Linked DNA regions of Homo sapiens: regions 1, 2, 4 and 5 are each linked to region 3. Evidence: chromatin loops called from intact Hi-C (ENCODE). Cell type or tissue: CD4-positive, alpha-beta T cell. All regions are shown on one strand. Region 1 overlaps GARS1-DT (GARS1 divergent transcript). Region 2 holds the start of CRHR2 (corticotropin releasing hormone receptor 2). Region 3 overlaps LOC105375220 (a long non-coding RNA gene). Region 4 overlaps GARS1 (glycyl-tRNA synthetase 1). Region 5 has its middle 5.6 kb from the start of GGCT.

Region 1 (5,000 bases), 190 kb after region 3:
GAGATTTCTATGCCTCTCAGGGGCTCTATCTCAGGATGGCTCAGCTGTAATTATCTTTGGATTCCCATACAGATCCAACTTCCCTGGAAAGAGAAAGTCTCATGTTTGTTAATAATATGAGGAAAGAATTAAAATATATCAGCTGCTATGGGCTAATGTCATTTATTTTGACTTTTCTTTTGTAGAAGAAATGCTGAGGCAGTGTCACGCTGGTGTCTGTCCTCCTTACAGAATGCCTGAACAGTTCCATTGACTCAAAGTGAAGATCAAAAGAACCAAATGACAGCAATAGCCAAGTGTAATCATCAGTAACCCTGTGTTCTATCCACAGGTAAAAAACAATCATCCTCTTCATTATGGGTTTCAATTTTAAATGTAATACATTTTTAGAAATGCCTATTTCCTTTTATAATCTCTTTATATAATCTAGGTTATTCTGGCTCTTAGGTCTTCATTTAGCTACTGAAAAGATTTGATCTCAAATCAATGATCTAACCACCCATGACCATCTCCCACCTCTCTCCCCGTACACCCCCCAGCATGAATTCTGGGAACTCAGGTAAAATGCTTTCTGGAAACCTGCCTGTATTAGTCTGTTGTCAAGCTGCTAATAAACACATACCCGAAACTGGGTAGTTTATAAAGGAAAGAGGTTTCCTTTATAGTTCCACATGGCTTGGGAGGCCTCACAATCATGGTGGAAGGCGAATGAGAAGCAAAGTCACATCTTGCATGGCAGCAGGGAAGAGAGAGTTTGTGTAGGGGAACACCCCTTTAAAAAACCATCAGATCTTGTGACACTCATTCACTGTCACGAGAACAGCACGGGAAAGACCCGCCCCCATGATTCAATTACCTCCCATGACACAAGGGAAGTATAGGAGCTACAATTCACAATGAGATCTGGGTGGGGACACAGACAAACCATGTCACCGCCTAAAACCAACTCAATAGTCTAAGGAATTTGACTGGGGAGAATCTGGAGAGGATTTAATTAATTTGGCAAAAGGATTAGCAATTGAATCTAAGTGAGAAAAGAGAATTCTTGGAGGAAAAAAAGATGTTTAGTTACACTGAGAAATTAAAACCTGAAGTAATTGCCTTTGAGATTTTTTTCAGGAAATGAGTATTGATTGCCTACTGTGTGTCAAATTATGTGTTTCATGTCAAAGACTCCAAAGTAGATAAGATATAGGCCCAGCCTTGGGGAGCTCATTGAGTCACAGAGAAAGTTTGAATGTTTCAGAGGAATCATCAAGAACAGGGGATCAGCAATCTATTATATTTTAATTGCGTCTTTTCATGATTATAAAAGCAATGCATGCGTGCTGAAGAGAATTTGGAAAAACAAAGAAGAAATTAAAAATCGTCTCTGATCCTGCCACCAGAAATAACCACTGTTAGCAATTGTATCACTTCTGTAGGTCTACATGGTTATCATAATAAGCTCTAGTATTGATTACATGCATCTCATGTACCAGAGATTATGCTAGACTCTCATTTAATCTGTACATTAGCCCTATGAAGTAGGGACCATCATTCTCCTCATTTTACAGATGAGGAAACAGAGGCTTGGAGAGGTTACTCTGCCTAAAGTCTCATAGCTAGCGAGTGGCAGAGATTGGACTCACCCAAGCTTTGTCTTATTCTCAAGCTCTCAACCAACCCGGTGGTGAGAAGAGCCAGCAGCAAAGCCTGTCATCTTTGTCTTCTTTTTTTTTCTAACCTCAAATCAGGGAGAAAATGCCCTTTGTCATTAGAAGGGCAAGGCAATTCTGAAGACAGCCCAGTTGGCTTGTCTCCGATTTGGCTTTCAGGGGCCTGTCTGATACCTATGGAGAGACGAGGGCTGAACAAGCTGTACTCTCAAAACAAAACAAAGCAAAACAAAACTTTAGTCTCTTTAGGGACTCTCTGATAGTAATGCAGAGGGAGAAAGGCTTTCTTTGTCTCACTGGGAGGAAGGTTCCCTACGGAAATTGAAGGCAGTGCCTGTTGACATAGCGCTGCCACCTGGTGGAAATAATGGTGTAGGACATCATGTCCAGCACCACTAGCGCTGAGACACTCCCTGGGAAGAGAAATGTTTGGAGAGAAATTTGCAAGAAGTTGGAAGTCTCGCAGTAGCAGGTAGGAACAAGAATTATAACTGCTACTGTGACCCCCTAAGGCTCCTCACATCCTCTTAAGGCTTGGAGAAACTCACACTATGTATATTTTCCTGTATTTTTGAAAAATGTTTTCCTTTATGCTTTGTTGTAATGAAATTACCTCTGATGGTCACATACCTTAAATATTTAGTATATATATGAATACTAAATGTCCATTTTCAGGAGTTAGTTTACCTGCATCTAAAATCAGGAATAGGTCACAGAGTAACTGAGCAAAAAGTGCTGTTAGGTTTGTGCATTTCACCCTTTGCCTGGGATGAGAGGACCTCAATCATCTTGGTACTAATGACAGGAAAAGTGCCCTCCTATCCATGTGTATCGGCTACGTGACTCAAGTCTCCTTATTTCCTTTTCTAGCATAACAAGGGGTTGTTACTGTTGTTTTACATCTGTGTTAATGAGATAAATAAGTTTAAAATAAAAAGATGTGTACCAGGCAGATGGAAAGGTGAACCATGAAGTTTTTGCCATCTGGATCTTCTGTCAAAGACAGATGAAAAATTCTGCCCAGGGTGTATGCTGAAGAACACAAATACTTAATCTGGAGTTCAAGTATGGGCTTCAAGGAGTCTATACACCCCTGAAATTTTGGGACAGATGGAATGTGTCTGAAGTATATTCATTTTTCTGGGAGGAAGCTCCAGAGTTTTCATCAGCTTCTGAAAATAGTGCATGCCCAAAGAGAAGGTTCAAAATCATTGCCTGGGGCCTTTCAGAGGGTCCTTCTAATCATGGTGTTCCCTAATGTTAATCAACACCACAAGCACTATTATTATTAAAAGTAATTGGGTCAGGTGTGGTGGCTCATGCCTATAATCCCAGTACTTTGGAAAGCTGAGGGAGGTGGATTGGTTGAGTCCAGGAATTCCAGACCAGCCTGGCCAACATTAGCTGGGTGTGAAGGCACACATCTATAGTCCCAGCTACTCAGGAGGCTGAGGTGGGAGTATCTTCTGAGCCCAGGAGGTGGAGGCTGCAGTGAGTTGAGATCATGCCTCTGGCACTCCAGCCTGGGCAACAGAGCAGGACCCTGTTTCAATAATGATAATAGTAATCATCATCATCATCATCATGATGTCGCAAGCTGATTTGAAATAACTTATTTTTATATAAGCACTTGGATTTACATAGGCTTGACTGAGGAATTACACTAGTGATTAAGGGTTCAACCTGGACACTGGTAAGGTAGACCAAGCCACATGAACCCCTGCCATTGGCAGGCCAGCAGCCAGTCCATCCTTCCTCCTTTGGACCCGTGGACTGTACTCAAAATCAGTAGAGGCTCTGTCAGAAGGTCCTGGGAAACAAGACCTGTCCATGGTTTCTTTACCTGAAAGTAAAAATGTTTGATGATATAATTTTTAAGTTCCTTTGAATCATTAAAGCTCACTGATTTAGGAGAATGGCTTTTACAATTTTTCAGCTTTAAACTCCCTCCTAAGTTTCTGAAGATCCTCTTGGGCCACTTCATGGATCTGATTTAAATCTAAAGTCCTAGGGGTTTCAAGGAGCACAGTTTGGAATCTACCATCCCGGGACATTCATTATATTAGTCTGTTTTCATGCTGCTGATAAAGACATACCCAAGACTGGGCAATTTACAAAAGAAAGAGATTTAATTGGACTTACAGTCCCACGTGTTGTTCCCTTTTTGCTGACATTACCCTGTCTGAAGTCCTCTACCCAGGGAAGCCACAAGGCACTGTTCTGGGTGGAGGTGGGTGTGGTGTCCACTGCGCCATACCCACCAGGACCTGAGGTGGAAGCTGGCCAGACACTGGTGCTCTGCTGGCATTTGGGCTGCAGATTTGGGGCAGGTAATGGGCATGGAGAGAACAGAGCCAAAAGCAGCACAGGAAGATGTGGCCATTCTGGTCTGAGAGAGGCATGGGAAATGACGGTTGGTGGCAGAAGCGTTTTCTAAACTTAGGCTCGTGAACAGCTTTCAAGTCCAGCTCTTGTCCAGATGTTGTCTTATACCACATGCTCATGGCAACCAGACCACCTCTGATTTTTTTGCAACCAGGTGCCTAACACAGCACATCAGTCAGGATCTGGCAGGAAGCAGGTGACATTCACACAAGGTAACTGACGAAAGCTGCTTTTGTTTTTTGCTTTTGGAGGAAGATGTTGAGAACACCTCCATTTATTAAATTAGCTATAGTAAGTGTAGTTTACATATTAAGGAGAGATTAATGATAGGATTTATACAGATGTGACAGGTTTAGGGAATGACCCCACTCAGCTGTCCCCCTTTCTATGAGACCATGCCTCTGCCTTCTCCCAACTCCATTCCAGCCCAGATGGCCTTCCTTTGTCCTTCTGTGGGGTGGAGATGGGAATGGTTCTCAGTTCCAGCTAGAATCAATTCAACTGGGGAAGCTTCAAAATACGTCAGTGCCTGGGCCCCGCCCCCAGCATTTCTAATTTAATGGGGCTCAGGTGGGGCCTGGGCAGTGGTGCTGTGTAAAAGCTCTCAGTTGATTCCAACACGCCCAGACCAATTCATTGACACTCTCTGGGGTAGAGGGCCTGGGCACTGGTACTTTTTCAAATTTCTCCAGTGCAGCCAGAACCAAGAAGCTCTGTTTTCTTTCCAAATCTATTGTCTGTTGGGGTGATCAGACCCAACACCAGGTCATGGGGGTGACAAAGTCTGGTGGAGTCAAAGGATTGAGAAATAGGTTTGAAAGAGAAAGGTGGGACACCAGGGGGCCATCGCCATTGTGGAGGCTGTGAAGGCCCTGAGCTCTGGGAGCCCATGCTATTTATTGGCAGTCCAACAAAGAAACATGTGGTGAGAATGTGGAGGTCAAAAGGACATGTTGC
Region 2 (5,000 bases), 58 kb after region 3:
AAAATCAATTTGTTCCCAAACTGCTACCTTTTCTAGTTTTCCCTCTGTCACATCTCGAATGACAACTGTGCCTATAATAATAAGATCCATGAAGAAATGGCCCCACATCCAGGGGACCTCGGGTCTGTGGGTCTGTGGGTATGTGCTCAGACCCCAACTGCTCATTCAGGATGCAGAACAGCCTTTGACTCTGCCACTGAAATGGTCACTTCCCAGAAGAATCTTTGGTATGTGAGCTCTCCCAGTTAAGAGCAATCCAGTTCACCCAGGCCAACCCTCTGTTCTGCAGAAATCTGCATGAGATGAGAAGTCCCTGGCCTCTGGTCATTGGGAGCACACCACCTCTTGACATAGCTGCATCTATAGGTGCTTTAGGCACCACCTAGGTGGTGGCTGCAGTAATGAACAAGGATAATAACTTAAGCTTGGCTTAGGATTTCTCCCTTCCTCTGTGCTGCACCGTGCTGTGTGAAGGGCTATCCCTTGTATATGAGGGACACTATTGCCCTGTGAATACATGGGCTGACCTGGCCAGCCACCCTCTGGCCTGTGTGGGACCCTGGGTAACAGGGCTCAGTCTAGGAGCGGAGGGTAGGACTCTGCCTAGGTCCTCCCCTGCTCCTGGCACTGGATAATATGAAGACCAAGGAACCTCTACCTCTGCAGCTGCCCAGAGCTGAGCCTGGGCTCTCACTGTCCATTCAGGAGGCAGAGGGTAGACCTGGCTGGCTGCTCAGCATCTTGTTCCTGCCAGTCAGCAGGCCCTGGAGAGATTCCAGGGCTCAGCCCTGGTCTTAGTGTGGTCTCACTCGCTCTGCCTGGGCAGTGACAGCACCATTAATATGGAGGCTGGTGAGAGCGGAGCACACAAAAGCAGCCTGCCTGCTGCTTTGCCTCTCTCTGCCCAGGGCATGGTGCTAGTTCATGGTGGTTTCAGCCTTTCCTAGCAGCTTAGGTTTATGTGGAGGATGGCAGGGGAACAGGACTGGTTTCTGAGACTAGGTTCCAGCTCTCCTTGCCCTCTAAAGATAGAAACAAACAACACACAACACACATGTATGTCTTCCCCAGACTCTCCGTCTCATAACTCAGAACCAGAGAGTCTCAGAGCTGAGAGGGGCCTCGGGGAAGATTTCACTGATGGAGAAAGCTCCAGAAGAGAGGGCAAGCATCCTGCCTGGGGTACCATGGCAGGGAGAGCAGAGTCAGAGGCTGGACCAAAATGCAGCCTGAGTGGAAGCATGCCTTACCCCAGGCCCTGCTTCCCGAGCCCAATGCCCCACTCAGCTGGCAGACACAGCAGGCCCGCCCTGGGCACTCTGAGGGTGCAGCCACAGCAGATCACCAAGGAGGCATTCTGGGCCAGGGTGGGGTGGGGGGCCTGGGCAAGTTCTCTGGGGAGGTTTCCAGCTCCTCCACACCTGCTGTGGGGCCTGATTCTCCCCGCCCCTGCCCCGCTACTGGTGTGGAAACCAGGGTCAGGTGAAGCCCTGCCCAAGCCTTGAGGAAGAGAGACACATTCTCACTTCTTCCTTTATTCTTTCTGGTGCCCAAGGCACTAACAACTGGGTGTATAAAGCCTTCCAGATAATTTCAGCCAATTTCTCCCCTAGACTTACTCCATCTGATTAAATGGCCACCCAGTCACTCAAGCAGGAGACCTGATGTTATCCCTGCCTCTGGGCTCCTACTTAAAACCAGCCACCCACTCCAGTTCCTCCTCACCAGGTCTGGCTGCCCCTCCGAAATCTCTCTCCATTCCAGCTTCCACGGTCTGATCCAAGGACTTCAACCCACTCAGGCCACTTGATCTCATTAGACTCATGGGTGTCTCCCTGCTTCCCTCCAGGCCTCCTCGATACATTTCCTTCCCAGAGGCTATGGAGGCTTTTGGAGGATGCAGATCTGCCCATGGGCTCTCCGTCTCTGCCTCCCTCCAGTGTCCTCGCTCAGGGAGGGGAAGCTCAGGCGGAAAGCTGCCGAACTTTGGGTTGCGGCTGTCCCTCGATTAGCAGAGCTGCGGTGTTCTCCTCGGGCAGGCGGGCAGGTGGGCGCGCTTTGCTGCCCCCTGCAGCTCGGGGGCCTGCGATCCCCGCACAGAGCATTCCGTCACCCCAGGCCCACGCTCTCCAGCCCACCGCCCTCCTCTGGACGCCGCGAGTGGAAGAGAGCTGCGAACTGAGAAGCCGTACTTTGGGCAGGGTGGAGGGCCCGGGGGCTGGAGACTGAGCCCCTCCGAGAGGAGCCGCCCGGCCCCGCCCCCCGGCGCAGCCATTGGCCGCGGCGGAGCGGCTGTACCCGCAGCTCCGTGCACTCGGCGGCTCCTCTCCGGGAAGGTCCCCACTTGACAGCTCTGGGCGACCGGAGGTGGCGCCCAAAGGCTGCCCGGGAGATCGGGGCTGGGCTGGCGGGGGCCAGGACCCCGCGCCCTCTCGGCCGCTCACTCTCGCGTCCACTCCCTCGCAGTCACGCCGGGCGCGCACTCCCACTCCCTCTCCGCACGCGGCTGCGGGACGCGATGGACGCGGCACTGCTCCACAGCCTGCTGGAGGCCAACTGCAGCCTGGCGCTGGCTGAAGAGCTGCTCTTGGACGGCTGGGGGCCACCCCTGGACCCCGAGGGTAGGCGGGAGGCGAGCGGTCGGAGGCTGCGCGGGCTCCTTCTCTCGCGCGCTGGGTGCGCCCCTGACCCCGCGCTCCGAGAGCCCCGCGTCCCTGCGGGCCCCTCTGAGCCCTACTGCGCTCTCTCCCGCCGCCAGGTCCCTACTCCTACTGCAACACGACCTTGGACCAGATCGGAACGTGCTGGCCCCGCAGCGCTGCCGGAGCCCTCGTGGAGAGGCCGTGCCCCGAGTACTTCAACGGCGTCAAGTACAACACGACCCGTGAGTGCCCCCGGCCCTCGCTGCCTGCTCTACACCGGCCTCCTGAGAAGGCGGTTTAGGGAGTAAAGAGGATTCCGGACCCAGCGGTACAAAGCTGCTGACGGCCGCGGTACCGCGGACCGCGGGCGTTAAGGACCCCTTACAGTGTTGGGGGCGCGCCTTCTGCTTCTACCCCCAATACAGCGTCTAATCTCAGTAAGCCAGTGATTTGCCCACAATTCCCGTGCTCCATGCGGTGACAGCCCAAAAAGGGGAGAAGGAAATACTTCCTCCTCTTGGAGTGTAAACCTCCTTCCCTCATTGTAGGTTCCCGTTGCCTGAAGTTCCCCATTAGGGCTTCATTGTTTAGACAATGCTTCCCCTGCCCAGGAGGGGGACCTATCCCAGGAGGGCGGATATGCTAAGTCCCAAATCCCCCAGAGTGAGTGCAGTGACCAGACCCTACTACCAGAGGGGAGGAGGAGGGTAGGAGGCAGGAGGGCTGGGGCGAGCGCATGTTTCGTGGGGAGGACATGCAGGCGTAGGTTCTGCTAAGCCAGAGGGTGCGGGGTGTTGCATCTTCCCTAATCCGAGGTCCCAGGACTGACCTGCTGGGCTGAGTCAGGGGCTGTGGGCAGCATTATTCCTGCGCCCCCATAATGAGTGGTGTCTGAATCAGCACCCCAACACCATCTCTCAAGGAGAACAACCTGTGCCTGCCTTCCTCCTGGCAAATCATGGACTGGCTTGAGGCTCTGGGGAAAAGGGCAGTAGAGGTTGCTGGAGTTACACAGCCTCCAGGTGGGGTCGTTCAGTGTGGGTTCTGGGTGTGTGCGTGTGGGTAGGTGCCTGTCTGTGCCCTGTGGAACATGGGATGGGAGCCAGGTGTGTGGTCTGCGGGAGGCTGTGGGGGCAGCAATCACTGCCCCACCTAGAACCCCCCTGATATCTCCAGCCGGACCCCAGTTGTCAAGCACGCTGAGACCCTATCTGGATTGTTTGTCTGAAGCCTCTCATCCTGGAAACATCCTCAGAGTGTCTGTGTCTGATTGGTAGCCCAGCTCCACCTCCACCACACATACACACACACACACACACACACACACACACACACACAAGCTTTCAGAAGCTGAGGCTGAGGGCTTTGCCATGAGAGATGGTTAGAAGGCAAGAGAGATGTACCTGCACCTGATGCCAAGCCGCACTCTCCTGGCTGCACCAGCTGAGGGCTCTGGTGGGCCCAGGGAGCACATGCTTCCCATCCATGATTAAAACAGATCTCCCTAGAAGGAAGTAAGATCCCCAAGCTAGGAGGTGTGCAAGCAGAAGGAATGATTTCCCTGTGCCTTCCTAGTCCTGACCTTATAAAACTGTATTTTTAGGATTCCGTGAGCTGTGTGGGGTGGGGCAATGGAGATCAGCATGCCTGATTCAGACTGGGCCCGGAGATTAAGGGCCATCCAGGGTAAAGTGGGGTGATGGAGCATCTCAGCCCACAGCCTGTGAACCTCAGGGAGCTCTGCTTTCGTTCTTACCCCAGCCTGGGCTATGCCTTGTTCTCCCCGACCAGCCTGGGGGCCCCCCCTTCCCAGGGCCTGGGTCTCTTCTTCATAGCCAAGCTGAGTACAGTAATACTCAGTCAATTTGTGGAATACCCACTATGTGCCAGCCACTGCACAGGCACTGTATTGAGGCTCTCACTCACAATTGCAACAGACAAAAAGAACAGAATGATGAATGCCCTAATTAGGGGGGAAGCACAAGGTCTATGGGATTGGGGTGTGGGGGCGGGGTGACAAGGAAGACTTCCCAAAGGTGCTGCAGACAGCACATATCAGGCCATTCATATCAATTAAGTCTAATGAGAAGCTGATAAAAGGTTGGGGCACCACCCAGGCTGGTAAAAGTAGGGCCAATTAGCCCCTGGTATCTAATGAACAATTTTCTTCATTTAGACCAAAGTGCTGCCTGCACTGCAACTGCTGGAGAATGAGAGGAGCTTGTGGAGGGTGGGGAGCACTTACCACTAACCAGCACCTGGGGTGTGAGGTCAGCCTAGGTGGGAAGAGCAGAGGCTGCTAATGGCTGTGGAAATGCATGATTGATTTCCCTCCTCCCCTTTCTTCACATCAGTGCT
Region 3 (5,000 bases):
AGCAAGTCTATGCCTCAGTTTCTTCATCTGTATAATGAGGAAAATAATAATCTCGCTCAAAGAGTTGCTGAACAGGATAAGTCACAGGCTTTGCCCAGAGGGTGGTGGTGAGGGCTGAGGGGCTGCTATCACAATCATTATGTCATCTCTGTGACCCTCCTCCATAGAAGCAGGTGGCATGAGAAGGAGAACCAGCTTTGCTGGACAGTCACGTGGTTGCTGAAGTGCGATATGACCAAGCTGCATCCACTGGGGTCAATCCAGGTGTCCCCTGAAGAGTGCCTGTCCTGATGTGGACATGTACTGGGCAGCCCTGCAGAGGCTGGCCAGCCTGCTGAAAGCAGATGGGAACCTGGTCACCATGGCTGCCCTGCACTCCCACTATATGGTAGGCTCCAAGAAGTTCTTTGGGCTCCACCCAGAGAAGGAGACGGTGGAGAAGGCCATGCAGGAGGCTGGCTGCCAGGTGCAGAGGTGTGCCCCATCAGCTGCTCTGAGACATGCTCCATCAACGACGGCATCTGCTTTGTGGCTGCCTGCAAGGGCCCCAGTGTCTGAGGCCAGCCTGGCAGAAGAGGGCCTGACCGAGAGGGGAAGTCATGACCAGAGCATCTACAGTCTTGCCCCACAGCTCCCCCTAAAAGCAGGTCAGGTCTCAGCCCTACCTCTTCATTCCTGTTACCTGGTCCCAAGGTCACAAGTGAAAAGCAAGGGTTCCCCCAGCACCCCGCCTAGGGGTCTGTCCCTTACACTACCCCATACCAAAGATCATGAACAAAAAGTGACTTAGCTGGATACTATCTTTGTTTGGATTCCCATAGAAGCAGACTCTAAGACAAGGATTTCAGTGCTGATAGTTGATTTGGAGGGAGATCCCAGGAAACATCAATTAGGACGTGGGAAGGAAAGCAGAGCAGGCAGCCAAACAGGGTGTCATCAAACCCTTACCGCTGTGGGCAATTGGAACGCCGTTGTGCTGGGGGCTCTGGGGCCAGCGTAGAGCACATGGCTCGGAGTTATCCCACCCCGGGAGCTGCAACACTTGCCCACCGACTCCTGTCATCATGACAGAGGGCTGCTCCTGAGGGGCGTTAATTCCCCAGCATGTCCAACTCACCTGTATTTGGACAGTGCAGCCCAAGAGAGAAGCCTCGAGTGAAGACTCACAGGTGCTGGCTGTGGGAAGTTCAGCCAGCATGCTGAGGGAATGGGAAGAGGCAGCAAGAGCATCTGCAACAGACATGAAATGTCCTGTTGGCTGGGGTGTGGGACAGGTCCTGGGGAGGCTGGTTTTTCCACCAGAGGAACAGGATCTCAGGTTCTTAAAGTGGAAAGGCACCTGTGAGAGCTAGAAGACCTCTAGGCCAAGCTCCTGTTCCTGCAGGTGGGGAAGCCGAGGTCTGGGAGGGGAGGGGACTGGCCCCACCCAGAGTGCTAAGTGGTCAGTGGCAGGGGCAGCATTGGAGCCTGGGCTCTGTCCAGGTTACGACGGATCTGGTGGTGATGGAGCCTCAGGAAATGGTCGGCTGAGGCTGACCAGCAGGGCAGAGCCGGGACTCAGGCTGTCCATCCATATGGTCGAGAACCTGGGGCCTCTGACCTCTGGGAAGGCCTGGGGCCACGTCCCTAGAAGGACCTTCACAAGGTCGTACATCTCTTCTTACTCAAACAGCCAGCTCAGTTCCAGCCAGCTCTTAGCACTGGGTTTCCTCATTTTCCCTGGGATGTAGGAAGGGCATCAGCATTTCTCCAACCAGGCCAGGCCTACATGAAGCCCCCAACTACTTTCCAAAATGTGGCATGACCCCTCACAGGTCTTTCAACTCCCAGTGTCCCCAACCCCAGTCCGTTCTCCCCAGAGAAACCTTCCAAAGCCGGTGCAGGCCAGGCTGTATCCTGCTTTACACCATGCCCCGCGGGGATAAGGGCCCAGCCCAGCAACAGTGCATGAGGCCCTGCACACCCTGGCTGCTGCCTCAGGGCCGGTACACACCAAGAGGGCTCCCGGAACCAGTCCAGCAACCTCCTACCTGCAAGTCCTTGCAACACAGAACTCCTCCCCTCCTCTCTAGCCCATGCCCCACCTCTGAACAGACTCCAGCAAGTGGTACAGGAAAGAGCTGTGATGGGGAGAAGGGTTGAGCCAGCACCCCAGGCACATTTGCCATCCTGCTGCTGAAGCTCAGTGCTTTTCAAACTGCCTCCATCATGTTTTTGGGGTCCCTGAGCCTTATATCAGAGGACAATGACGAGTCTTCGTCCATCCACCATAAGCAACAGACTTTCATCCCTGGGTCCTGGATCTGCTGGAGACGGGGGCAATGCCAGGTGGCAATGGCTTCCATGGCCACCAGAGGGCAGTGCAGGGCAGGAAGCAGCAGGCGGAGGCTGGAAAGGAGATTCTGTGTGGATCCTCCTTGGGAGAGAAAGGTCCATTTCCTGCCACCTTTTGATTCATGGAGGTTCTGCCAGGCCTAACCAGGCAGAGGAACCATGAGCCGGCCCACCGGGAGGAACCTGGAACCCTTTCGACAGGCAGGGCCGCTAAGAAGCTTGGACCCACCTGGCTCGTGGTCCTGGACACTGTATTTCAGCTGGGGACCAGGAGGCAAGGTTTTCCAAACTAATGTGCCTGTGCATCACCTGGAGATCTTGCTAAACTTTGAATTCTGATCCGGTACATCTGAGCCAGTAGGGCTGAGATTCTGTATTCCCAACAAGCTCCCAAGTGACGCTGACATTGCTGGTCCAGGGACCACGCTTTGAGTAGCAAGGAATAATAGAAAGGAATGCATCTTAAAATCTGAATTTTCCCTGAAATAATGAGGTTCCTGGGCACATCCTAGAGTTGGCACCTAATTTCTCCAGCTTTTCTCTCCAGGTGAGAGAGGGAGGAAGACCTACCTGGGCACTCTACCCAGAAAATATCCCCACTCCTTCTCTTACCCTGGCGTGGTGGGCTTTCTTCCCTTTGGTCTTTGAAGGTCTTCCCTGCCAGCTAGAACTTCCCAGGGCAAGGACTAAGGATGCCCTCTCAGATTCTTCACCTTGGCAGTTCCCTGTCTTGGCCTGGCAGGCAGTAGGGGCCTGGTGGGGGGGCTTGCAGCTGCTTGTGTGAAGAACCAGCTGGCTCTTTACGGCTGAGTTTTCTAGGACTGCCCAGAACCCTCCCACATTGCCTGCCCTCCTCCAGGCTCCCACCAGGCACATGGGAATGGGGATGGGGGTAGTTAGAGGGGTTGCAGGTTTCCAACTTGAGGCCCAAAGATGCAAAGTTACTTCTACAATGTCATTCACCTTCAATATCGCCAGCTGTAGTCAGTCAAAGGTTGGGTGGTGCCAGGGCAGGGGTTTTCACCCTGGATATGCATTAGACTTACCTAGGCAGCTGTAAAAGTCCTGAATCCTTGGCCTTACCCCAGACCAATTAGATCAGAAATTCTTGGAGATGCCACCCAGGCATCAGCACCTTGTAAAGCTCCCCTGGTGATTCAAATGTATGGAAGATTGAGAACTGCTGGCCTGGGCTGGTGCTTCTCAAACTGTACTGAGCTCACGAATTACTTGGGAGTCTGTCAAAATGCAGATTCTGAATCTGCAGATCTGAGGGGGGCAAATAATTTGCATTTCTGAAATGTCCCTAGGGATGCTGATGTTGCTGATCCAAGACCCATTCTGGGTACCAAGGGAACAGAGCACAAAGTACTTCCTTTCCACCTACCCCCAGCCCAGGCTTCACACTGTTAGTAAAGCAGGACTGTATGATAAGGTGTCTGAGTGTAGACCGATGATCCCTGATGTCCTAGATCCTTCAGGGCCTAGGCTCCTGAATGATTCGAAAAGGTCTTCTGAACCATGACGGAGCCATCTGTGCTGCCTCTATTGATATGTCATTGGGAGCATCCAAGAATCACTCACTCCTTCTAGAAGTTCATCTATAGAGCAGCTCTGTATTTCAGACCTACTTGCTGTCCTCTCCCCACCACTACAGTATCCAGCTGCCTCTACTGGCCTAGCCCGAGGACCCTCAAACTGAGCAGGTCCAAAGGCACACTGCCCATCTCCTGGTCCCCCAGCCTTGCTTCTCCTCCCCTCTCCCCAGCCCAGCAAGGACACTCCTGTGCAACCCTTATCCATGCCAGACACATGACTGCCACCCTAGCCTCTTCCTCTGTCACCGTTGGTCTGCACCACCAGCTTCCCCAGGCCTTGACATTACCTCCTAAACAGCTCTCAAATCCACCTAGTGGCCCTCATCGCCCCGCCACTGCCCTGATTCTGGTTCTATTATCTCGCCTCAGCACCTACCCCACCTCCAGGTTCTTGCTGTGTAAAGGGTGGTCCAAGGAGCAGCAGCAGCAGCATCACCAGGGAACTTATTAGAAATGCAGCATCTCGGGTCCCAGCCCAGACCTGCTGAATCTGATCTGCATTTTAACAAGCTCTCCAGGTGATTCATACATACATTAAAGTCTGAGAAGCACTGATCTAGAAATAGAGAGATGATGACAGGAAACAAGAAGGGAAAGAGAAAGCAGAAGAGAAGGGAGGTCCTTTTTAGCAGCCTCCATTCCTGGCTCCCTCCTCATATTCCACATCTCAGCTCAAAAGGTACCTATCCCTACTCTTACCACATAGAGTAGATGTTTCCCCCTCTCTTTCTCCATTCACTATCACATCACCCATTTATTTCCTTCATCTCACATGTTATTCTATTTTCTGTCTCTCAGTGACATAGAAATTCTGAGGCAGGAAACTGCTCTCCCTTGTTTGTGGTTGTGTCTAGTGCCTAGCACATGGTACATGTTGAATAAATAAATTGAATATGTGAAACTTATTATAGACTTCTGCTGCTGCAAACTTCACCTTTTGAACTAAGCAGTTTCTGAAGCCATCTAGTCCAATAGCTTTGTTTTATTCTTTATATCGCAAATGGGCCATGATGTAACAACTTGATGCTTTAAGCAGAACATCAAGACTTCAAAAAGCAAGCATGTACC
Region 4 (5,000 bases), 120 kb after region 3:
AGTGAGCTGAGAGTGCACCACTGCACTCCAGCCTGGGTGACAGAGTAAGACTCTGTCTCAAAAAAAAAAAAAAAAAAAGAAAAAAAGAAAAAACTACTAAGCTTTCCAAGCACATGTTATCACATGGGGTGTCTGTAATAAAGCAAGCAAATATAAAACTCATATGAGCTCAGAAACTCCAACACAAAACAACAACAAAAGGAATTAAAGAACAAAGCCTAAAAACATGTAACCTGGCAATCTGACATTCCCTATACATGTCGACTGGTTAAGTATACTTATGTTCTTAACCATATAGTTTGGTGGTTATAATTTACTGCAGATGTCAACTAACATTTATGTACTGAAAGGTAAAATTACAAAAACGTGCCTGAGAATAACAACATTGGGATAGTGGTTACTTCTCTGGATGGAAAGAGAATTGGTGTGGCATTAACTGCAACGGTAAATTTTTTTATTAAAAAAATATATAAAGTACACAAAAAGTATTAAACTCTCTAAGGGAGTTCTCCCCTCTCCTTAAGAGCCTCTGGGACTCTGGAGCTTCTTGTTTCATTTAGCCCTGTTTTCCAGTGACTTTCCATTTTCTGATCCCTAACCCTCACAATGGCACTTAGATAAGGACGAGCAGGCATCCAGTGGGGTTTATAAAGCAGTACAGCATAACTGTTAAGAGCATGAGTCTGGTGTCAGACAGCCAGGTTTATATCCCAGCCTCACCACTCACTGGCTGTGAGACTTAAGCAAATTACTTAACTGAGACAGCAAGAACAACATCTGGTTTAATCTGAAATCAGAATCAGAGCAAACTAAGAGAAGGAGCTGGGTATGAAACAAAAAGAAAAGTAATAATCTTTTCTCATACAAAAGGAAAAACATTTTATTGGTTTGATCTGAAAATAAAAAGAAGTCCCAGAAAATCTAAAAAGTGTAAAGAAATTAATGATCACCCATAATCCTAAAAATAATTACTATTATCATTTTGACATATGTCAAGCAAGCTTGCTAAGAAAATCCTAACAGATTACAGTAATTCTTTCTAATTCCACAAGGGAAAAAGAATATATTAAAAACAACATCATTAATAGCCATTTATAAACATATGCATATTATTATGCATTTATGCATGCATGTGTTAGAACACGTAGAAAAATCATCTAGAGAAGGCAGACATACCCAAGACCATGGAGCTAAGCATGATCTTTTTTCGTCTGTTTGTTTGAGACAGGGCCTCACTCTGTCACCCAGGCTTGAGTTCAGTGGTGCAATCATGGCTCACTACAGCCTCAACCTCCCGGGCTCATGTGATCTTCCCACCTCAGCCTCCCAAGTAGCTGAAACTACAGGGGCGTGCTATCACACCTGGCTAATTTTTGTATTTTTTGTAGAGACAGGGTCTTGCTATGTTGCCCAGGCTGGTCTCAAATTTCTGAGCTCAAGCAATCTTCCCACCTCGGCCTCCCAAAGTGCTAGGATTACAAGCATGAGCCACCACACCCAGCCAGTTTGGACATTTTTTAAAAGCTGTTTTTTACAAGCTGTAAAAAACAACAAAGTTATGTGACAGAGACTCATAAAGCTAAAAATATTTACCATCTGGTCCTTTATAGAAAATGTTTGCTCAATACAGAGAAGAGACATAAAACACCTGGGGAGAGGCATATAACTGGAAGTTTAATTTTCTACATAATAGTCTTCAGAATTATTTTTTCCTTTTTGTTTTAAAAAAAGTAGTCATTACTTTTTAAAATATGACTAATTTTGATTTTTAATTTTTAAAAATCCATAAAAAGAAAGCCATTCTGAAAAGTAAAAACTGAACCAAGGGTATACTGGAACCAGTGACCCCTGGACTAAAGTCTCTTTCTATGTAGGCGAGGAAGCCTCTCTAACACCCAATAAGAGAAATGCCAAAAGACTCTCAGCCTTGTTTTAGATGCCACATTTCCTCCTGCCACCAATATAGACAGCATCTCCTATATGCAAATGCCTTTCGTCCCTCCGCTTCAATACTGATGTTCATGTTTGGTGGTGGAGGCTGGAGGGGTGACAGGGCACAGGGGCAGGAGGGTACCTGGAGATCGTCTGTGAATTTTGAGTTAAATACATAACATTTGAGGAAGGTAGTTCTTAAGCCAGAGATCAGAATCAACTAGTATATTCCCCAAAGCTACTACATAGCTCATTGAGCTAAGAGCACTATGACTTTCTTTATTCAACCTCTCCACCATTTCCAATGTTTGCTGGGACTCTTGCCAGGAAGGAGAGGCCAATGTGTCTTAGATCCACTCCAGGATATTGCCAGTAATGCTGCCAATACACTGTACAGCAGTGTACACATCCGCACTGTCCCATCATACACTAACTCTGTCTCTCAGCTATCTAAGACTACAACGAGCTCCTTAGGACACTTATAAAAAGGCAGGAGGCAACTGCTTTTTCTGTTTTGCTCAGGAAAAGATCTCTTTTCTTTTCCCTTTGTTCCTCTGTGACATAAAGTGCACAAAAATTCATTTGGTACCTGTGCTTCTAAGTTAACAATGTGAAAATCACATGGTAAACAGCACTCCACTTACGTAGGATGTTTTGGATTCTGCATCCCAACAGTCACAGGCATAATGGGCCATCTCATTCTCCATGTGCTGCCGGAAGCGGAGTTTATCTGGAGATATTCCAACCTTCGTGAGGTAGAGGTAGATGCGGCCAATGAAATAGCCTAATACTGTGTTATTAATCACACCCTAAACCAACCAATAAGCAAGCATGGAGGAAGAAAAGAAAACACACATTAATACTCTTCAAAGCCAAGATATCGGTTTCCATTGACTCACTCTACTGAAAAATATTTGACACCCAACACAAACTATTTTATCTTGCTTTCAAAACAATTTCAAATACTCAGAATGAGATCTTGGTTATTTTTTAATGGGTTAATGTCAAGATGATGATAATGGAGTTATTCAAAATCTGTCCAACATACTTACTGGGTCAGCAAAAATTCAGCCCAGTACCTCATACCTCTAAATCTACAGTACTAAAAACAATATTCATAATTGACACTAAAGAATGGCAAAGACATTCCCCTCTGAATTAACCAAAGTAATGACACGTTGAGGGGATTTTAATGTATCCTTACCCACTGAAATTTGTGAACCCCGTAGAGTACACGTAATCATTTTAGTGTTTGCAAGGACCTTAGAAAACATCTAGCCCCATCTCCATACACTGCAGAGGTCTTCTCTGCAAAGTGGCTGACAAGCTATCGTCCAACCTTGCCAGGAGTATTTTCAGGGCCAGGAAGCTCACTGCTCCCTGAGGCAACTCATTCCACTAGTGGACAGCAGCTACTGTTGGCAAGTTTTCACGCACTCACTTCTCCAGGCAAATATTTACAAAGTGCTTATATGCAAGGCCTTATTCCACTGCTATGGGTAATACAGAAGAGTCTGAAACCCAGATGGCTTGCTTTCTGTGGGTCCAATGCTGTCTCCCCCAAAGTAGTACATACTGTTGAGTCAGATTGGTGAGGCACAATGCAAACCAAGATCTATTTTCCAAGTGCTCTGCTAAACATTTTTTTTCATGCTAGCCCCAAGGCCCACAAATTGAGATGTTCAGGTGATTTTTCTCTTACTATAATAATACTGTATAACAAATTCTGTACAAAACCAAGTACTGTAAAAAAGCAAATGACTGCCAAAATAAAATATCTTGTCACCCAGAACACATAGAATTTGCTAATTGCTGCAAACCCTGAACAGGCACAATCTAAGTTAAGTTACCTCCAGAATCCTACCTGTTCAACAGCATCTCCCAGGCGCATTTTCCGAGCGGACTGTCCGCTGACCTGGGCTTTTGCTGAATACAAATAAAGGTGAAGGTCTGCCACATTCTGGAACTTGGGGTGGTCTTTCTCACTGGGATCTACAAAGTGCTCAATTTCTGCCATTGTGAATTCTCTGAAAGCAAAAACGTAAGCGATAAACCTGCATATTTAACTACAAAAAACAAACAAACAAAAAACAAGGCCTCTATTTTCAACTGCATTCTAGTGATAAAGGCTCCATACTATAGTGGTCTTTTTCACTAAACAGAAAGTTGGTTTCCTAAGGGAATGGCCAAAAAAATTTTGAATTAAATTTGTCTGGGTAGTTGTTATTTTTATTTTTTTGATGTATTATATTTGTACAAATTTATGGGGTACATGTGAAGGTTATTTTTAAACACATTAATGAAAATTTTATTACTCACTATTTAAAATAAACATGATCTAACTTCTCTGAAGTATTAATTCCTTCCCTCCAGCTACATCCAAAAAGATTATTACTTTTAACTGAAAATAACTTGTTAAAGGCAGATTAATATAGTTTTTTAAATTAGGAAAACATACGCAAAAATCACATGAAAAATAAGAAATAAGATATTGAATAGTGACATGCAGATAAAATGGTTTTCCTTAAAGCATTAGCAAGTCTTTATAAGTATACACTAAATGAAGTTTCTTCATCCCATTTCAAAGAATGGGAAATTAAAAGCGAAATGAAATGGTTCTTTAGCTTTCATAGCAGTTTGATTTCTTCTTTTTTACTGCTACAAAAAAGTAAATGACTGATAATGGCATCATACAGTTGGTTTCTTTGGAGCAAGAGCTTCTTAAATAAAGTGTTATTCAAGGCAAAGGATATAAGGCATGAATTGAACAAGCTAACATCAAGCTAATTACCTAACGATGAAGTGCACATAGTAATGGTTTCCCAAAGAGATTTCTCTGAATGCAATTTAGTAGCTATTTGCGGGAGAAGTGTTTCAAGTTAATTTTATGAGTCAAAATCAATCTCTCTTCTTTCAAGAAAAATCACATTTTCTGGTGTGCTTCCATGATTATCTCAGATGTTTTACGAGTAATGTAAAATTGCTTAAATGGATCCTAAAAATACATGAAATACACTGCAAAAGAGGTTTAATTTTTTTTTTTTTTTTTTTGAGACGGAGTCTCGCTC
Region 5 (5,000 bases), 230 kb after region 3:
CTTTTTCTTTTTTTTAAGCGGAGTCTCACTCTGTCACCCAGGCTGGAGTGCAGTGGCGCGATCTCGGCTCACTGCAAGCTCTGCCTCCCGGGTTCACGCCATTCTCCTGCCTCAGCCTCCCGAGTAGCTGGGAGTACAGGCGCCCGCCACCATGCCCAGCTAATTTTTTTGTATTTTTAGTAGAGATGGGGTTTCACTGTGTTAGCCAGAATGGTCTCCATCTTCTGACCTCGTAATCCACCCACCTCAGTCTCCCAAAGTGCTGGGATTACAGGCGTGAGCCACCGCACCTGGCCCTGTCTTTTCTAATTTCTTAACTATCATTTCTATCCCCTTAGAATTGATTCTCCACTCAGCATGCAGAATTATCCCTTTGAAAATCAGATTATATTCCTACCTAAACCACCCCCAATAGCTTGTGACCTCTTAGAATCTAGATTCCTTAACATGGCCTCAAGGGCCCACGTGACCCAGCCCCTGCCTGTCTCTCTACCTCATCTCCTACTGCTCCTGCTTTTGTTCCTTCCACTCTAATCACTTGACCTCCTGACCTCAGTCATGCTAATAAACTCATGCCTCATTTAGATTTATTTTCCTAGTGGAAGAAAATGCATTGATCTGTGAACACAAATACATGGTTTATCTGTTACAGTTCTCATTGCATGTCAACAAACTGACATTCTGATGTGTACATCCATCTCTTATGAGTCTGCTTAGTGTGAATCTGCCCCCTCTGGTAGTACTGACAAGATTGTGTTTCTCAGCCCACAGAGCTAAGACACAGACTCATGAGACCCAGTCTCTGTCTATACCACTAGAGTTCTACTGCCCCTGAATGGCATTGCCTGCACAGACAGCTGGCCTTCCTCAGCAGACACACAGCCTTTGTACCATATAACTCTTCAGACTTGCTATGATGTACCAATGTCTTTCCTTGAAATGCTCTTCTGAAAATGATAAATGCTAAAACTGATTACAATGCTATTGAAAGTGGATGAGCAAGTTGATCTGCTGAGATGTGAAAACAAATTCTATTTTAATTTTTAATCTAAAATATTAGAAAGAATTTTGTTTCCTATACTTTGCTATATTTAGTAAATATACACTAATATAAGAATTTTGCTTTACTAAAACAGTAGAACCCTCAGTTAGCCAGGCAGTCATCATCTGTCACATAAAAGGTGTCCTGAGGAGGAATGGGAGTGCCTCCCCTGGGGAAGAGGCTGATGGTGGCTCTGGCTCTCAGTCAGTCGCTTTCCTTATCTTGGTATTTACTGTCATTTATCTGGGCTTAGCTAAACAGATTTATAGAGAATTAACTCTCACAAAATGGGAACATAATTTAAAAGATTTCTGCAAAGAATTGGACAGGAACTCTTGTCAAAATTGTAAGCAGAAGAAAAGAAAAAAAGAAAGGGACAGAGCCGACATTTCTCATACTTCTGGTACAAGCTCCTCATCACATTCATTGTGTTGTAAAAATAATGGTGATCTAGTAACATCTGACAAGGTCAGCCAAAATGATACATATAAGAATTTAGCTCTCCACCTAGGAGGGCTATTAGCAATAAAATTTCCATCTACTATAACTTATAATTAACTTTGACCTATATGTGTATTTCCCTTGAGATTGGCCAATGATTGATTGAAACTACCACAATTAATGACAGATAAAATAGCTTTTTTATTTTAAAATTTCTATTTTGTGGGTATTATAGAATGTATTTTATATATTAATATACATATAATTATATACTATTATAATCATATATTAATATTAACATATAATTGTGTGTGTTCAAAAATTTTTAATGGCACAATCAAAAAACTTTAAAGACCACTGGATTAAAAGATGGTATTTAGGGCCCAGCACAATGACTCAAGTCTGTAGTCTCAGCACTTTGGGAAGCTGAGGTGAGGGGATCGCTTGAGCCCAGGAGATCAAGACCAGCCATGGGCAATATGGCAAAACCCCATCTCTACAAAAAATACAAAAATTAGCCAGATGTGTTGCAACTGTAGTCCCAGCTATTCAAGAAACTGAAGTGGGAAGATCACTTGAGCCTGCAAGGTCGACGCTGCAGTGAGCCATGATTGCACCACTCCAGCCTGGGAGACAGAGCAAGGCCTTGCTTCAAAAAATAAAAATAAAAGATGACATTAAGAAGAAATCTGATCTCATTGTCTTTATTATCAAGTGATTGAAGGCTATAATCATTATTTAATAATCTTGTAGATAATGATTGTACTTGAAAGTGGGCTATTAATAACTAGATATATCTAGAGCACCAAGGTTTTACAATTGTTAGAAATTTGAGAAGCAGCACCCAGTAGTGACTTAGAGTCAGACTGCATGGCTGAATCTCTGCTTCAGTCATTGCTAACTACAACCTGGGGCAAGTTAGTTGACCTACTATGCCTGTTTCCTCACTGTAAAAGGAGAATAATATCAGTACTTTCCATATATGACTATTTTCAGGATTAAATGAGCTAATACATTTAAGAATTTAGGCCAGTGCCTGGCATTTCAGAAGTGCTCAATGAATGTTAACTAATATTAACCTGGCTTTGGTTAAATTTGAAAAAACAAACACAAAAACACAACTTTGTGTAGGTAACTTTGTTACCTACTGCCCCTTGCTGGCCAACCTGGGTCAGTACACTGCCATCTATGTGGGGAAGCTAAATAAATAAGTGCTTGGAGTAAGGAAAGATTTTCAGCGTTGAGGGTAATATCAATGCTAAACTTATGAATATTTTTGCAAAATAGTCTTGAGAAAAATCAATTGTCATGAAATTAAGTAATTAGCAAGAAGTATAGGAAGAGAAATTAAATATCTGTAACAATAATTAAATAATAAGCACATTTTAGATTCTTAAGAGCAGTTGAAAAGCAAGACATTTTAAATTGCAGTGCTCTAAAATAGGACCCTTGAGAATTTATGGTGTAATAGAATATGATTTGCCAGGAAAAGCAACTTGCTCCCTGAAATGACCAAGTATGTATTTCAAGTTCTGCCTAGATGTTTGAGGGGTGGGAGGAGGTATTATCTTCTGTAGGGAGACCCCCTGAAACTACTGCTACAGAATAAAAGATGAAATGCTCCTGGTTATTGTAAATACAAAGTTGCATGCAGGATTGTGTAAAGACAATGCCAGGTTGGGCTGCCAGAATGAGCCAACAGCGCGTGATGTGCTTCCCCCTGCAGAGAGCCTATGAACAGACGTGCAGTCAGGGAGGTTTCACATCACCAAGATTCCTATCCCAGAAAAGCAGATGTTCAGAGCTCTGGGAATGGAATGCAACGCTTGTGGAGAGCCTATAAGCAGATGCATGAGGGGCACCTGTTCATATGGATAAGATAGGGCTACAAACACCCTCATCTTGCCATGGCTCTTCTAGGCCTCTTTAGGGTTAAGGCATACTCCCTTCTGAGAATTTCTGGTCTAACCGGTTGTCTAGCTTCACGTCCTGTTTCCATGGATTGTTTGTAACCAGCTTTTGCTGCAACAGTTACTGCTGATTAATATCTTGCTAATCATAGGTTATGGACAGACTGTGTTTCTGTTTCAAGGCTCTGTTAGAAATGACTGATGTAAATTCTTATCTCTGTATACTGTACTTCTGCATATAGATGTTATGTTAAAGAATTACTTCATCTCCATGTGACTATCTCACCTCATAATCAAACGACCCTAAATCCCTCACTAACCTACCCCTGACCTCACTAAACTTAATAATAAATGCTGGTATATCCAGTGCATTGGCGGCACCACGGGACCAGAAGATGGTGACCCCCCCTGGACCCAGTTTTCACTATCTTGTGTGCGTCTATTATTTCTCGACCTGCCGATCTGCCCGTGAACAAGGAAAGAGCCCCATTGCATTGCGGGCTGCGGGGCAGATCCCACAATAATCTTCCTATTTGCAGATTGTATAATAATAATAATGCTATTGCTTATTGAGTGCTCACTACATGGCAAGGGCTTTCCATATATCACCTTTTTCCTTGTTCTTTTTTTAACATGAAAATATTCAAACATATATACATTAAAAATATAATGAACATCCATGTACATCACTACATTTAACATTTAACACTTTCTGTATTTTTTTGTTCTGAATTATCTTAAAATATAGGTATCAAATATTTCAACCCTATATATGCCAGTATACATGTCTAAAAATAGAGACATTTTTCTACCGAAGCACAATACCATTATCACACCTAATAACAATTGCCTAATATCACCTAATGCCCCAGTGAAAACTCAAATTTCTTCAGTTGTCCCCGAAATATCTTTTATATCTGGCTTATTAAACCAGAATCAACAGAGGACAAGCCATACATTTGGTTATTGTTTGTTTGTTTGTTTGTTTGTTTTTGAGATGGAGTCTTGCTCCGTTGCCAAGCTGGAGTGCAAAGGCGTGATCTTGGCTCACTGCAAATTCTGCCTCCCAGGTTCAAACAATTCTTCTGCCTCAGCCTCCCGAGTAGCTGGGACTAGAGGCATGCCACCATGCCCAGCTAATTTTTGTATTTTTAGTAGAGATGGGGTTTCACCATGTTGGCCAGGAAGGTCTCCATCTCTTGACATTGTGATCTGCCTGCCTCAGCCTCCCAAATTGCTGGGATTACAGGTGTGAACCACCACACCCAGCCACATTTTTAAAATTTCTTTTAATCTAGAGCAGCCATCCCTCAGTGCTGCTTTTTTTCTTTTTAATGACACTGACTTATTGAAGACACTGGGCCATGTGTTCAGTAGGGTGTTCCACCATTTATTCTGGGTTTTTCTGGTTGTTTTCTCCTGTTGTAATTTTATTCTTCTATCCTTGCAGTTCCTGAGACAGGAAGATAGATTTAAAGGCTTGATGATGTTGAGGTTAAAATTTTTTGGAAAGAATACTTCATAGATGATGCTGGAGCTTCATATTGCATCAAATTGGGAGATATTTAATGTCAGGCTGGGCCACTTTTATGGTGATAAGATTGTTC

What was found. A loop is a pair of places that touch in the nucleus more often than their neighbours do. Peaks named below come from ENCODE experiments on the same cell type or tissue, not always from the same donor. Only the 100,000 strongest peaks of a DNase experiment are listed, where the experiment ranks them.
Region 1: a loop joins it to region 3, with 9 times the contacts of the local background. A loop is called at or near these places in 24 of 110 quality-filtered maps.
Region 2: it touches region 3 in a loop (6-fold over the local background); 42 of 110 quality-filtered maps call a loop at or near these places.
Region 4: it touches region 3 in a loop (2.9-fold over the local background); 44 of 110 quality-filtered maps call a loop at or near these places.
Region 5: a loop joins it to region 3, with 6 times the contacts of the local background. A loop is called at or near these places in 14 of 110 quality-filtered maps.

What each region holds. Positions count from the first base shown.
Region 1 is chr7:30,545,967-30,550,966 of GRCh38, reverse strand. It overlaps GARS1-DT (GARS1 divergent transcript), which reads left to right. Exons shown (of 7, transcript NR_038889.1): 7 at 186-2,610. Among named protein-coding and RNA genes, the nearest start is that of GARS1-DT, 29 kb to the left of the region's middle. RefSeq lists an enhancer at 1,777-2,278. In CD4-positive, alpha-beta T cell, CTCF peaks have their summits at 1,792 and 1,993 (motif pointing left); DNase peaks (open chromatin) are centred at 826 and 2,016.
Region 2 is chr7:30,679,799-30,684,798 of GRCh38, reverse strand. It overlaps CRHR2 (corticotropin releasing hormone receptor 2), which reads left to right and starts at 2,343. Exons shown (of 12, transcript NM_001883.5): 1 at 2,343-2,621; 2 at 2,759-2,884. The coding sequence starts at 2,519. It overlaps LOC124901608 (a long non-coding RNA gene), which reads right to left and starts at 2,180. Exons shown (of 2, transcript XR_007060275.1): 1 at 1,726-2,180. RefSeq lists a silencer at 2,272-2,321. In CD4-positive, alpha-beta T cell, CTCF peaks have their summits at 1,848 and 2,049 (motif pointing left); a DNase peak (open chromatin) is centred at 2,318; H3K4me3 peaks cover 1,142 bases; H3K27me3 peaks cover 3,014 bases.
Region 3 is chr7:30,737,985-30,742,984 of GRCh38, reverse strand. It overlaps LOC105375220 (a long non-coding RNA gene), which reads right to left. Exons shown (of 3, transcript XR_001745154.2): 2 at 1,118-1,230. Among named protein-coding and RNA genes, the nearest start is that of INMT, 12 kb to the left of the region's middle. In CD4-positive, alpha-beta T cell, a CTCF peak has its summit at 2,355 (motif pointing right); a DNase peak (open chromatin) is centred at 2,354; H3K27ac peaks cover 1,951 bases.
Region 4 is chr7:30,614,855-30,619,854 of GRCh38, reverse strand. GARS1 (glycyl-tRNA synthetase 1) reads right to left here. Exons shown (of 17, transcript NM_002047.4): 9 at 3,797-3,959; 10 at 2,577-2,741. Among named protein-coding and RNA genes, the nearest start is that of GARS1, 22 kb to the right of the region's middle. In CD4-positive, alpha-beta T cell, no CTCF peak of the experiment used is centred here; no DNase peak of the experiment used is centred here.
Region 5 is chr7:30,507,950-30,512,949 of GRCh38, reverse strand. No RefSeq gene overlaps it. Among named protein-coding and RNA genes, the nearest start is that of GGCT, 5.6 kb to the right of the region's middle. RefSeq lists an enhancer at 301-802. In CD4-positive, alpha-beta T cell, CTCF peaks have their summits at 2,418 and 2,623 (motif pointing left); a DNase peak (open chromatin) is centred at 2,649.